Regions from separate parts of the Mus musculus genome. Here region 2 is linked to region 1. A link is a loop called in an ENCODE intact Hi-C map of the cell type or tissue named here. Cell type or tissue: heart. All regions are shown on one strand. Links, peaks and the distances in the headings refer to the core of each region. The heading gives the core; the rest is flanking DNA. Region 1 overlaps Nek7 (NIMA (never in mitosis gene a)-related expressed kinase 7). Region 2 has its middle 74 kb from the start of Atp6v1g3.

Region 1 (7,484 bases), core at 946-5,945:
GTTTTGTATCAAAGGGTGAGCTGAACTAAAAGTGTTAATGTGGGTGAATTTATGTAGAAGAATAAAATATAGTTTTGCATTAAAACATATTATATCTCTTGTCACCCCAGAGTACTTTGAAGCCTGCACTTGGTCTTTGGGGTACTACTCCCCCAACACACACACACACACACACACACACACACACACACACACACACACACACACAGAGCAGCCCTGATTCTGTATTGTCTTCAGTTCAGCATTTGGTTTGGGGATTGCATGATGACGAAGAGCCCAGCAATAATGCTCAGAGATAAAGGAAAAATGCCTCGTTTCATCTTATATTTGTGCAGGATTTATTTTTGTGTCATCGCTGTAGCTATTCCAGACAACCCATAATGAATTTTTTTTTAATGGGAGTAGTTGTAAATGAAGTGGGAGTCATGTGTGGCCTTAAGGAGTGTTCATCTTTCTAAACTAGGATACCCTGAGCATAGAAGTTTGCTGGTGGCTCCCCTGAATAACTGACCCCGGAGACGGCTCTCTGGATCAGTGCATCTTCCGTTATCCCTTATGCTAATCACTATGGTTGAGCAATCTACACAGTTAATATAAACATTTTTACTCATCAAGCTTTAAAAAGTCTGGACTAAACGTCACATGATCTGTTAACTGTTTTCAGCCTCCCTTCAGTTCGCCCACTTGGGAAATATGGATAATTACTTAGATTCATGTCAGGGATGGCCAAGCAGAAGCTCACACAAGTTAGGGAAAAATCATAGTTTTTCTATAACATGTGTTATTCATCCGAAAGTGAGCACATTAGCCTCCCCTACTCTCCTACCTCCCATTCTCCGCACCAAAACCAAACCAAACCAAACCAAACCAAACCCAACCCAACCCAACCCAACCCAAACCAAACCAAACCAAACCAAACCAAACCAAAACCAAACCAAACCAAACCAAACCAAACCAAGGAAACCTTCACAGAATGATGGGTTGAGCTCTCAGACATCACACATGTTTAAGCCCTGTATGATTTGCTGTGCCCCTCAGTGTGTCCTGTGGATCTCATAGTGTGTCCTCGGCACACTATGAATTAAGAGAATTAAGTTCTCACTCTGCCACAGAAAGCAGGAATCTTTACCACACTAGTACCTTTCCTGTTGCTGCCTTCAGAGACCACCACAAACGTAGTGGGATCACACAGTAGAACTGGATTATATTGCAGTTTCATAGATCCCATGCCCAGGCTCATCTCGGTGAGATACCTTTACGTCCCCTGCAAGGCTCCTGCGAGCTGTAGGTCACCATCTGTTTTGTGTCTACTTAGGGTTCCTGGCAGGACTCAGCTTTTTGGTTACATCTGTGGTCCCCATTTCTTAACTGCCTGTTGGTTAAAGGCCATTCCCACCTTCTAGAAACAGATTCTATTCCTTGGCCATGATATGAGCCTCTCTCACACTTGGCATCTCTCCTGTTCTCTGGTGCCTTTTGGGGGGGGGGGTTATCTAGGGTAATCTGTATTATAATGTGTGACTTTACATCTGCAATGTACCCTTTGCCTGGTGCATAATGCAAACAAATGTAACAGCAGTAGAAGGAGCACACACCGTCGTTCTGTCCATCCATCCATTGTGCTTTTGGTGAAAGAATGGTTTAATAGTATTATCTTAATTATTGAAAAGGAGTGATTTTCTTTCTTTTTTTTCTTTTCTTTTCTTTTGGGGGGAGGACAGGGGGGGTAGTGACACAGGTTTGTGATATGTAAATAGTTATTCCAAGAAGTTGATATTCAGGCCACGGGGCCTTCTCACTTCATCGGCAGATATGTTTCTCAGGGTCTTACCCTTTCATGCTCTGGGATAGAGGAAAAGAGAGGGGGGAAAAAAGCAACAGGAGAAAAGCCCAATTTGGAAAATCAATCCAAGATACAGATCTCACCACATTGCATGCTCCGGTATGTCATTGAGGTGGTTATCTGCTGCTTGAGGAAGTGTACTTACTAATACATAACTGCTGCGGCGAGAACACAGAGCAGCAGGGTGCACTGACGTTTGCATGGGGCGTGTGTGCCTTCATAATGACCCCAGGAGAGGAATGATGGAGAGGAGTTTTCTGCGTGCACTTTCGTAGTTGGTGCATGCATTTGTTCTGTATTCTAAAATGAGATGGATTTTTAAATCTAACTTGACTGCACCAATATTGGTGTCTATGCCAGACAAAAACTTGAACCCCCCTGGGAGAAACTGTGTTGCTGTTGTGTCATAGGACAGCCTGAAGTGGTGTTTATCTTTCAAAGGGAGACGGGCATCTCTCTGGTTCTGTGATGCTATGGGCAGAGTAAATGCATGCTTAGCGTTCGGGAATTTCACACTGGAGTCTCTGGAGTTTACCATTCGTGTTTCCCACACTGTTTCCAAGCGTGAGGCATCCTCTGATTTCAGCTCAGAAAATGAGTGTCTCTGAAGAAGGCATTACCACAGGTTCCTGTCTGGTGCCAGGTGCCACCTGTGGCCACGCACTTGTTGTCCCCACACCTTTCCTGGCTCCTCTCCATGAGTCCGTCTTTGCTGTGCCCTCGAATTGTGCGGGGCGGTGTCGGGTGTAGAGGCAGCATATGTTCTGCCAGTCCTCGAGGCCACCTCCACTGGTTTATTTTTAACTTCCAGTCCTTTCTCGACTTAAGTAATTGCTCCTTGAAGAAGCTATTATCTGTTTGAAGCTCTGCACATTTAACCTCTCAGCCACCATAACAAGTGTTTAGTTAAAACAACCACAGTACTGTAGCATAGTACAATTTGCATGTGCAGCCCTCTGCATTTCCAGCTTTTTCTGCCCGTTTCTCTTCTTTTGTGGTTTGGGGAGGTATAAACATTTTTAGTTACGGTTCACAGTCATCAGTTTAATGAGGTAACTGTCTGCTAAATGGACTTGAATTCCAGGCTGCCAGGGTGAGTCTTCTATCCTTGGCAACTTGCCTGACCAGGCAGACCTCTTTACTGATTGAAGTACGGCATCTCAGACAGCTCCTTGAAACAAGCCCTGCGTGGCTCTACTGTGGACCCAGAGCTTTAAGGATCTGCTCTGTTTAATTCCCATCTCTCAGACCTAGAACAGTGTGTGCCACAGGCAGCACCTGAACATTTGCTAAGCCAGTCAGATGACACACACAGTGACTTTGGATACTGGACACACAGTGCAGTGTCCAGAACAGAGAAGCAGTGAAATCCACTGGGTCTTCCTTCCGTGGTGTCCAAAGTGTCATCAAGAATGCCTGGCAGAATACAGATTTTATTTTCTGAATGTCTTTTACAGAAGAAATACTGATCCAGATATCCCAAGTTGACCTCAGATTATACTCGTAATAATGAAATAAATTTGGTCTCTTTCCATTCTGTCTGCCAGCAGCATTTCTGGCTGACTCATAAGTACAAAGGAGGAAATTAAAAAAGGAAATGAGTGCTTTGTCTCTCATTTATGTATTTAAATCAAACTATGGTTAAGTTGACTTGTGTCTTTTAGCTTTCCCAGCAAGGACTGTTCAAGGCATTCTCTTCTGCAGTTCACTCTGACTCTGAGAATAAAGAAGCAGCCTTGCTGGGCTGAATGGGCTTATTGCTCTTAGAACAGTCTCATTTGGCTGACCTAGAGAACAGCTCTTAAAAAGCACCATATCGTTTTTTTATCGTCTAATTTCCATATGGATTTTTAAAGAGTTTTTAACCCACATCTTAGAGATAGCTCATTTTACAAGCTATCCGTTCTCATAGTTAAGGAAAATGAATAAAAGTAGGCCAAGGAGGACCAAGCCAAAGATCTCAGTGGGTAAGCGTGCTTGCAGCCATGCCTGGCTGGCCGACTTCAGTCCCAAGACTCAACATGGTGGAAGAAAAGAATGAGTTCCTTCAAGTTGTCCTCTGATTTCCACATGTGCACTGTGATGTGTGTATATGTACACACACATACACACACACTCACACACACTCACACACACACACTCACACATACACATACACTAGATGAGTGAAAAGAAGAGAGTATAGCTAGAGGCAAAGGATGAAACACATCCCCAGCTTTTGACCAGTTCTTTGTTGCTTCCTTGATTAAAAGCACAAAGACAGAATCCAGCATCCGATCGTATAATAAAGTAAATTTCCTTATGCTAGGTTTTCTCTTTGTCCAAGTCTGCGGAGATTAAAGTGCTAAGTTTTTTAGCTAACTAACCTATTGAAAACATTCTGCATTATGGTTCATGCTAAAGAAATGTCCCCACGTTAGTTACAGCTTCCAGGATAGCACCTTGACAGCAGGATCCGTTGACATCCTTGAGCTTATTGTGAAACTTCTAAAAAACCTAGTCACTTTATTCAGAGTAAATTTTAAGGAGTATTTACTTTTTATGAAGTATGTACCATGTACGACACTTCTCATACAGCTAGGTCAGCTTGTGTCAGGAAAGGGTTTCATTTTTACAGTTGAAAGATTGTCATGGTACACTATTAGTGTAGATTAAAGAAAGGTCAGATAACATTTTCAGTTGTTGGCAGTTTTCTTCTGAAGCCGAGCCTTTTCATTTGAAAAACAAAAAACAAAAACCATCCCTCCCCTACCTACGTCTGTTACTCATGTCAGGAGGCTGAAAAGGCATAAGCATCTCCTCTTGCAGAATGCATTCTCATCTTGCCCATAACCATACATTCTTGGAAGATAAGTAGAGTTGTGCATCACGCTGCCTTGGGTGCCTCCATATGTCACAGTCTGCCTGATTGCTTTAGTATCTGGTCCTCTCACTCCATGATTCTCTTTCTTTGTACAGATGTTTAAAAAGTCACAAATTCTTCAGGCAACAGTCAAAAAAAAAAAAAAAAAAACCAACAACAAAACAAAACCAAAAAAAAACAGCTGCTATGGAGTTTATAGAAAAGATTTTAGGAAATAATTATGTCTCCACTAAGTTGAAATATTGAAAGCACAGCAGTACATTTAAATGCACTGCAAATGTTCGTAAGCCCTTTAAAAGCGTAGTTCTGTCTGTTTGAAAGAGAGGATAAGGATGTCTGTGATGTGATGGAGCAGGGCATCTTTGCTCAGCTCAGCCTGCAGTCCAGGTGGATCCAGAGCTGAGGGGCACATTAGGGAACATGTTGGAGAGAGACTCCATCCGGAGGCTCCCTCTCAGGCCTCTGGTCACCAGGGACTATACATCTGCCCATTTGCCAGTAGTGTGGAATGCAAACTTCTCTGCTGACTGTTGGAAGTGTGCTGTGGAAGGAGGTGGGTAGCATGCTTGGGTCTGTGCTGTAATATATTCTCAGGAAGCCTTTGCGATAAAACATGCAGGAACAGTTGGAAGGTGCTCATTGTTTAGATGGAGAACCAGCATTTAAAACCATAGTGCAGGGTCTGTAACTTCACGCTGACCCTCAGCAGCAGCGCTACCGAGGATGTTCCTCTCCACTAAATCGTCATTTAAAGTGTGGTTTGGAGCTCCTCGTCATTCTTTCTCTGTGCGTCCTTCACTTGCGGGGTGCTGTCGGTGAGCTGGGCTGCTGTTTCGGTGAAGGTGTTATGCTGGGCTGAGGCTAATCTCTGTAAAGTGTTAGCATTTGTTCATCCTCTTCCCTGTCATCAATCTTTCACACTTATATCAAACCCCTAACGTATCAGCAGGCTTCCCAGAGCTCCTGGTTAAAATTACCTTTGCTTTCTGTAAACTCTGAACCTTCAAGCTTGGTGTTTCCAGCCACCCCCTGTGGTTTCCAGGAAGCCTCTCTCTGCGTCCCTCCCTGCCAGCCCTCCCCTTTATGTCCTGTATCCAGAAGCCTGTGAGGAGCTATCTCATTATTGCAACTACACCCACCAGCCTTCCTTCAGCAGAGGAAGCGTATACATCTAGCCAGTAATTGGAGTTGCTTATGCAAACTATGAGGAGGTGGTCTGAGCTGTGGACGTTACAGGCTTGTGTTGATTTCCCACAATAATGACACTTTGAAGCTACGTTACCTCCCCCCCCCACACACACACACCCTGAACAACTCCTTCCTCTGATACTACTGAAATATGCAAACTTGCCTTCAAGGTGTAAGCTACAATTAACTGATTTCTTGGAGTTCCTAAGGTTTCCCCCTTATTTGTCTCTCAGAGAAGTTCGGATTTCCTTTAAAGTTTGATCTTCTTGCTTCGTCAGATTCACTTGTTCTCTTCTGTATGTGATTGACTCGTGACTCTTAGGTCCATACTGGTAAGGACTATCTATTTACTGAAAATGGATTCCGTTCTGGGTAATACTGATGCGTCCACGCTCAGCACAGTTGAGGTGCCACACAGATCTTAGAACATAACTTTATTCTGTTGCTGACTAATGCTTCCAAGGATGGTGCTTTGATGATCGGTGTGCCTCTTAATAGTGTTTCTGATTGAAGTCCCCTTTATAGTACTGTGAATTATCTCTTTAAGATTTATACCAAATACCTAGTTTGGTTTGTTTAAGTTATAGAACAACTAGAAATACCCTTTCTCCACGAGCAGTGGTATATTGTTATTGCAGGTTGCCTTTGGTAAATAAGATTCATGAACACCAAGTGCAAACCTTGATTTGCTGTCTACCGAAGAGAGCTGTAAACTAATAATGGTGACTTAATAGTGAGACATTTGAAAGTAAAGGTATTTACTTTGAAAGTCACTTAAATGTTTTTACTCTACGAAGTGTAATATACATGATTTTGTTTTCTTAAAAATATTGTTAGCATTTTAAAAATATAGCCACAAAAGAGTAGAAAGAAAATGTACGTTGAAATAAAACCAACAAGTATCCTAACGATCCTTAAAAGTCTTTGTAAGAGCAGGAATTAGGGTCGTTTGGCATCAGTGCTAAGGCCCTGTTCTTAGGCTAGCACATCTTCTGGCTTGTGACAGTCTCTCTCCTCCCTGCACAGTGACTAGGCACAACATCAGCAGTTTGATCCTGTGTGTCAGGAGCCAGGACTGTGTCCTCAGGGCTGTGTTTATAGAAGCGGGCTGAGCATGTTGTGTTTATGTATACTTTTCATGAATCTTACCTAATATTTAACCTAAAATATTATTATGTTCAGTTATTTGAGATAGAGAAGCCATATTGAAACCAGCAAAATCCCATGTGAATCCTTTGCATAACTTTCTCAGAAAAAAAAAATTTTTTTTTTCATTTTGTCTTTAAATTCTCCTTGGATTGATCCAGGGAGACAATAATGAGTTTAAGCTCCCACACTGTTTTATTGTAGTATAAATATTAATGTACTCTTTTGAATAGTAAGGTGAAATAAACTGAGTATTTTCAATGATGAGTCTAACAATATTTTGCTAACTTTTTTTTTCAATTTAAAATTTTGTATTTAATTTTTCAATATTTTCTATTTGCCTTTAAAATTGAAATACCATTACCGATTATATTATTTTTCCTTTCCAATTCTCCCCTACAGCCCCTCCCATGTACCCCCCCCCCGCCCCTGCTTGTATCCCCC
Region 2 (7,484 bases), core at 942-5,941, 160 kb after region 1:
CTCACATTTTCTTCATTATTTATACATGTGTATGCTATGTATTATATATACATGTTCATCCATAATATTTATTACACATATGTGTGTGCCCGTGATACTAAACATAGTATTTCTCACATTTTCTTCATTATTTATACATGTGTATGCTATGTATTATATATACATGTTCATCCATAATATGTATTACACATATGTGTGTGCCCATGTGTGCACATGATACTAAACTTATAATATTTCTCACATTTTCTTCGTTTATACATGTGTATGTTATGTATTATATATACATGTTCATCCATAATATGTATTACACATGTGTGTGCCCGTGTGTGCACGTGATACTAAACTTATAGTATTTCTCACATTTTCTTCATTTATACATGTGTATGTTATGTATTATATATACATGTTCATCCATAATATGTATTACACATATGTGTGTGCCCGTGTGTGCACGTGATACTAAACTTTAAGGTTCCCAGATGCAGGAGTGATGGTGCGCTTAACAAGAGCCTCCTCCAGGAGAACGTAGTCCAGTTCCTACACTTCCTGCTTAGCGGGTGGAGGCAGGGAGCACTGTATGGCTGAGAGTATGCAGACAGATGTGCTCTGCAAACGTAGCTTTCAGGGTGCTCATTTAGCTGAAAGAACTTTTCAAGCTTCGGGGAATAAGGAGAAGCAGGCCATTGCATAGAACCACTTTCAAGTTACCGGAGAGCAGCAGGCAGAAGCAAACTGTGAGTGGTATAGCGGTATACGTCACTTTTCCATCTGAAGGCGCTCCAGGGTTTGAGTAAAGAAAATGACCTGGGCTAGAATTTATTCAGCTGAGTAAGGTGGGATAAAAGTCTGTAACAGATCTGAGGGTGTTCACTAGCTGACACCTCACCTTTAGCAAGTCTGATGAGTCTCTTGTGGTTGTTTCTGGGTTGAACTTACAAAATTTGATCTACCCAAGTGGTGTCTCTACATCTCAAATTTTATTACTCATTGCCCATATTGTCTTGGGTTTCTGTGCTTCATAGTCTATTTGATCTTTTGAGCCTATACATTTGTTTCAATCTCTCTACTGGTGGCTGAATTAAAAAAAAAAACAGAGCAGTAATACTCAATGGAAAATCCATTTTTCAGATTTGCTACAGTGCAGGAGTAGAGGGCACACGTAAGTCTAACAGGCAGCCTTTGTGATGTGTTCAGCAGGAGAGGGTTTAGGAAGTTAAAATCAGTAATTTCATAGGCACTGAGGTTATGCAACAACTGGTTAAAATCATTGCATATGATGAAGAGTTGGCATATTTATGCATTACATATGAATATATTCATTTACATATAATATTCATATAGAAATGAATATTATATATCATGTATATAAATGAATACAACCTACTCAGCCTATATAATATTACTTGTATACATATGTTTTCAGGGTCGGGCATTTGGTATTAGATAATCAATTGGTTTATTTCTTTACCTATTTTTCTTCTCTGAGACTATTTCTTTTACTCTCTCACAGAATTCCTTAGTTGTGTGTTGTGTACGGTTGAGGCCAGTAAGCCCCTGTCCCCTGAGTTAACAATACACCTTGAGGTCATATAATACTATGACTGCCATCCTACTGTGTACTTGGCCTGCTTGCTTAACTTGATTTAAGAGAACAAAAGAACACCCAACTTTATTTGCTTTGGATTTCCAATATAATCACCTTTTACAACCTACACTAGTGCATAGCTGTAATCTTAAATTATGTACTGTTCCATGCCCCTGACCCAGAGAACAGTGTGTGTGTGTGTGTTTGTGTTATGATAATCATTTGTTGAAAACAGCAAATATGTCAAAAGAGACCTTATGCTACAAATACTTGCCATAAATGTTGGAAACAGCATAGAGATATTGTTTGATACACGGTATGTTGGCAGTATTGTCTGTCACATGGCTCAGTTGAACTCTGTGATATTTTTGCTTATAAAACTTTGCTAAAGATTTCTGTAAAGTATCTCTTATACCCCCCCTCCCCCGCTCCAGTGAGAGACATGAGCCAAACACTTAGACATTAGGCAGCATACATAAACACATATCAGACAGACTAGGGACAAACCAGAAAGTAGAAGCTACCTAAGACCAATGTATTTTTCCCTGCACAAAGAGGATTTTCTTCCGGTGAGGTAAAGGTGAATGCAGAGTGTTTGCAAAATGCCCTGAGACCGTCAGAGCAATAGCACAAGGAAGTAAGTACCTATCAGATTGGGTATAATACCGTCTTCCCAGGGCAGTGACTTAGAAAGAGAGGGCTTGGGACTGTTAAAGGGGTGTGCGTGGCAGGATGTGGTCAGCTGGCTTTTGTGCTCTTTGTAGACTCTGTGAGTCAAGTGTGAGTCATGTCATGAGAAGTCTGTGTGGAATCTAACGAACAGCCCCAGGGAATGGCAGGAACCCAAAAGCAAAGCGTGTTCATGGGGGAGCTGAGTTCTACTTCTCATGGAGAAGCTAGTGAGTAAGGGCCAGAAGCCTCGCTGTGACCTGTCCTTCATCTGTACAGTGAGCAGATTAACCTCCATCAGCAGGAGGCCTGATGTGTTTGACTTTATGTAAGTGTTGGGAATCAATGAGGAAAATCTAAACAATAGTATCCAGGAGACTAAGCACAGCTCACCACACTGAGGTCCGAGCTAGCTGACTGAGGGGTGTTGACTGTTTCTGAAAAAAAAAATGGTAGTACCTGTAATTATTAACTGATTTATTTTTTTTCTCCCACTAGAGGAGACATCATCACGAAGTAGGAAGATGTAAAGCAATTAGAAATATTCTCTGGCACCGTGTCAGCAGCCCTCCTGGCTCGTCTTCTCTAATTAAATATGAAATGTTGTAAAGTGGCTCATTCTTGCAAGTTTTCTCTTTTATTTCAATGGTGTCCATACACACTAGAAGAAAGAAAAAAAAACCCATAGGCATAAGGGTTCAAATTGACCAATCTGTAGATGCTCAGAATTGAATTTGGGTGAAAACAGTTCTAAGTTTCCAATAATTCAATATATTTCTTTTAACATTAGCTAGAAATGGCCATGTAGTTCAAGATGCCAAATGCACTCAGTATGGAGGGAGGACACTGATTATTTTAATGGATTTGTTTAAAAATGTATAGTGTTTTCTGCTTATTCAGGAAAAAATCTAACGATTTCATTCACTATCAGGAAGAAAAAAAGCAATGCATATGTTATATATTTATATACCCACAATAGATCACAACCACAGAAGTAGTCAATACCATGGATGACAGCTGGACACAGCTACATAACTGGTGAAACAGAATACCCTGCAGAGTGAAGTTGCTCAGACTGGAGACTGATGCTCCTGTGTGAGAATGGCCCTTCCTCCTCCAGTAGAATTCTATTAGCTATAAAATAATTTCTGAAAAAAAATTATGTTTGAAATTTATGGAACTTAAGTTTTTAAAATTTTCCCACTTGCTTTTACATCAAAAGCAAATCATAAGCTAAATTTATTGAGGTTAGATTTTTGAATTTTGAGAGGAGAATACTGCTATGGAGTAAAATTTAGTTTTGTGTAAATCTCAAAAGTTGAGGGGTTATTTTAAAGAGCATGGCTATAAGGAGTGTTCCATGAGCAGTTTGATGGGGAATGCCCATTGCTACATATTGCAGGAGAAAGACTTTTGGAGTTAACATCTGTTTCTTCATTCAACTTTTACCTTAAAAAAAACCAACCCACTAGTTTTCAGAAGGGGAACCAGGACGCATGTGCCTGTGAATTAATGCAACTTATTCTCATCATTCGCTATTGCTGTGAATCTTCCCAAAGTAAGCGAGCATCCACAAGCGCTGAGGAAGAAGTCATAGAGTATCGAGTGTCTTTGTTTTCTTCCACCTAGCTGGAGGAAGGCTGGCAAGCTCTCAGGATCAGGCACTCCCTCAAGATTGCAAGAGCTTCCTGGCTTGATACTGGCCAGAAATAACACCACAGAATGTTTTTTTACAATTCTACTTTTGGGTAAAAACAGGAAAGGGAGAGGCAGGTTGAAATTAAATTTAAAAATAATAAGATGGATATGAGCAGAAAGAAAATATAACCTTTTCTTTTCAGTTTGGGAAAAAATAAAAACGAACTCTGATCATCCAGATTGTTCACTTACGTGCTTTTGAGTAGGGGGATTATGGAGTGCTTTAAACATGTTCCAGGATTTCTCTTTACTTTTTCCCCACACGTGGGCTACTGAGCTAAGCTGACCGTTCCTCACTCACCTCTCGGACCTGGTAGTCACTCCACTGGAAAGACTCTCTGCTGTCTCAAGTGCTCGGTCGGAGCAGGCGAGGTGCTTGCACACTAAAGGGCCTTTGCATATTCTCAGGACTGAAACAATTGTTAATATTTGTAGTTGGCTATTACATTTCCCATCCCCATCCAATCAGTGGTTACTAAACATGGATCATTTATATAACTGCAAATGCTATGCCAAAGCGCTAAATCTAACATTTGACGGGCAGAAAAAAAATATTGTTATTGAGTACAACGTTATTTTTCAAACTCTGAAGGGGATAGCAGAGTAATATGAGGAGAACTCCCGATCTTTTGTCTTTCCATGCTTTCTTTCCGGTGTCCGTTGTCAGAGTGAAGGATAAACATTTTTTCCCCGTTTCAGACTATTGTGGTATCCTCCTGGATTCCCTTTGAAACGGTCCCCACTTCCCTCTGACACCATTGCTATCCTCTACCCAGCAGCGACCGTGGACCAGCAGCGGCACACGGCAGTAAACGCTCAGCTTTTTCTTCAAGGCTTTTCTAATTTTTAATTAAAAAGAAATGCTAGATTCTTGCTGATCACCCAGAGTGTGACTCTCCATGGTTACCTGTCACTCAAAGAGCTCCCGCTCTGAAGAATGCTAATTAGCCCCGCTAAAGCTCTGTAATTGAACTGGAGAGATGACTGAGGAAGTGCAGGTCTGCCTTCATTCAGAGCCCGCCTTGCCATCTAAATGGATGGAGCCATCCTGACAATGTGAAGACATAAAGGGAGAAGAGGAGGAGAAAGAAAAGCAACAACATTCCATCTGCCATTTTTTACTCTTAGTTTTTAAAGTAATTATCAAGATGTAACCTGGATACCGGAGTATGAATAACAAAAAAAAAAAAAAAAAAAAAAAAAAAGGTTTTCTTTAGCCTTCAGAGAATGAGCCTCACGGCCACCTGCTTGACAATGCTCCCTATCGTAGTGAATGCACTGAACTGTATAAAGATGAATCATTTGAAACAAATAGACGCATTAGGACATCAATGTGGATAGCCAGAGTGATGTTAGGCGGATGCTTGGGAGAAAATAGATTTCATTTGAATCGGGGTAGGATTCGGATCTGATAGTTGACCTTGCAGGAATGCTTGGTTATTTTTGGAGTACAGGAACAGAAATCTGTGCCATTGCAATGTCCCTCATACCTACCAGCTTGGTGTTCAGATCCCATCCGTGAGCTAGAAAACCTTAACCCATCACTGAGTTAGAGAAACAAAGCTGGTGTGGACCTGTTCTAAAGTTTTCATCTCCTCTTAGTCTGGTTTTTAAATATTCAAGTGACAAATCTGAAGTCGACAAGGGATAGTCTAGTTGACATGATAGGACAGCCCGTTTAATATTGTCACGGAATTGCGGCTTGGACATGCTAGGACCTTAACATATGAGAATTAAAATATTAGCCACATTGAACTCTAGCAGACTTTATTGGAGCCAAGAACAGTCTGCACACTGGGATCCTGTGATTGAGGGCTGTGCTCATAATCAGGGGATGTTGATGCTCAGGAAACAGGAAGTGGGTCCCCAAACAGCTTAACTGATTCCAGGTGGGCTTTGCTGTTTTGAATGGGGTCTCATTAGCTGGTCGCCTGTGACTTGAAGAAGTTTGATGGCTATGATTAGCTGAGAGTCATAAAAGATATACCCATAACTCAGCCTTTCTACTCATGCCTGTTGGGGGTAGTTAACTATGCCGAGAGACTCAAAGTAAGGTAGTATCCTCAGGCAGTACTGTGTCCAACAACTATCACAGGCACTCAGGCTTGGAAACCAAGGCGTTAGAGAAGCAGTCGAAGCTCCAAGCCATGCAGGGAATCACAGGGCTCTCAACCCAAGCTTATCATTTCAGGGGATAGATAAATGTGATTTGGTTCTAGGTAAGAGAGTGAACAGAGTAAGATCCACTGGATTGGAGTAATTTATCTTTTCTTTGTTCCATTGCAGGGTCTGTACGGACAACAGTGCTTGGTACCTTTCCTATGTGCTTGCTGTCCTTCATATGTGCTTGGGACCTTTAGTATGTTTGTTGAGTGAATGAATGAATGAATGAATGAACAAGCATATTCTTAGACCACTTGACTTCTCCAGAGAATGCTCAGATATTTGAAAGGTTAAACCATCCCATCAGATGATTTTCCCTTCCCTTCCTTCCTTCGTTTCTTCCTTTGTTTCTCCCTCCCTTCCCCCTCTCCTTCCTTGTTTCTTTCTTTTCTTTCTCTTGTTCATGCTGGCAGTGAATCAGTGCCCAAGTTAAACTGGGTATGGTGACTTTGACAAATCTCTTTTAATAGAAAGACTGGAAACCGCTGTTACCATAACTTATCTAGCCACGGTGTGGTAGACTAGTGCCTTTCTCTGGTGGGGAAGGGGTTAGAACACTCTTAAGCAACAAACGTGTGAAGCCTAACATGAGAATAAGAGAGACAGACAAAACCGCATTCCAGGGCCACTGAGTTGCTGCCATAGCCCAGGCACACAATTGTTTTATGTCATGCTTACAATAAACTCATACTTGTGACATTATCTGCATGTCCTTACAGAAAAGAAAAGTGTCTCTGGATGTAATAAAATAGACTTCTTGGGGTAATAAAGATATGAATGAAAGGACTACTCCTTAAACCCAAGTGCTTTTTTTCTTATAGCTATGTTCTCTTTAGAACACTATTTTAGTTCAGTTTCTAACTACAGTTGCCTGGTTCGCATGTAAATCCATACAACTCAAAATTGATTTTTCACAAGTCCTCAGAGAGTTGGTAATTCCCATCAGACTTGAGTAATTTTATCTACTAAGTCTGGGTCTTGATACTTTCCTGGTGCTAACAGAAGATTTCTCTAAAATGGTGTAAATTGTGCAGGATATGGAAGGGGGTTACATCTAGAATCATCTGGGAGATGGCCCGCTGGGCATACCTGTGGAGAGTTATCTTGATTGCATTCCTTGAGATGAGAAGATCTGGTTCATAGAGGTAGGACTACGAAGTGGCTGGGATCCTAGATTGTGTACAAGATAACATGTGCTTGCTGTCCTCTGCTTCTTGACTAAGGAAACAAAGTGACTCACTCCCTCATGCTCCTGCTCCTGTGACTCATCCACCGTGATGGACAGCAGCCTAGCAGTGAGAGTCAGAATAAGCCTCGGCCCTTCCTTCCTTCCTTGGGTTGCTTTTGTCAGGGTATTTATCACAGAATC

Evidence for each region. A loop is a pair of places that touch in the nucleus more often than their neighbours do. Peaks named below come from ENCODE experiments on the same cell type or tissue, not always from the same donor. Only the 100,000 strongest peaks of a DNase experiment are listed, where the experiment ranks them.
Region 2: it touches region 1 in a loop (2.1-fold over the local background); 2 of 42 quality-filtered maps call a loop at or near these places.

Annotation. Positions count from the first base shown.
Region 1 is chr1:138,502,744-138,510,227 of GRCm38, reverse strand. The region is part of intron 7 of Nek7 (NIMA (never in mitosis gene a)-related expressed kinase 7); the gene reads left to right. Among named protein-coding and RNA genes, the nearest start is that of Nek7, 110 kb to the left of the region's middle. In heart, for the core only: no CTCF peak of the experiment used is centred there; a DNase peak (open chromatin) is centred at 3,097; H3K4me3 peaks cover 307 bases.
Region 2 is chr1:138,343,528-138,351,011 of GRCm38, reverse strand. No RefSeq gene overlaps it. Among named protein-coding and RNA genes, the nearest start is that of Atp6v1g3, 74 kb to the right of the region's middle. In heart, for the core only: no CTCF peak of the experiment used is centred there; DNase peaks (open chromatin) are centred at 2,391 and 3,901.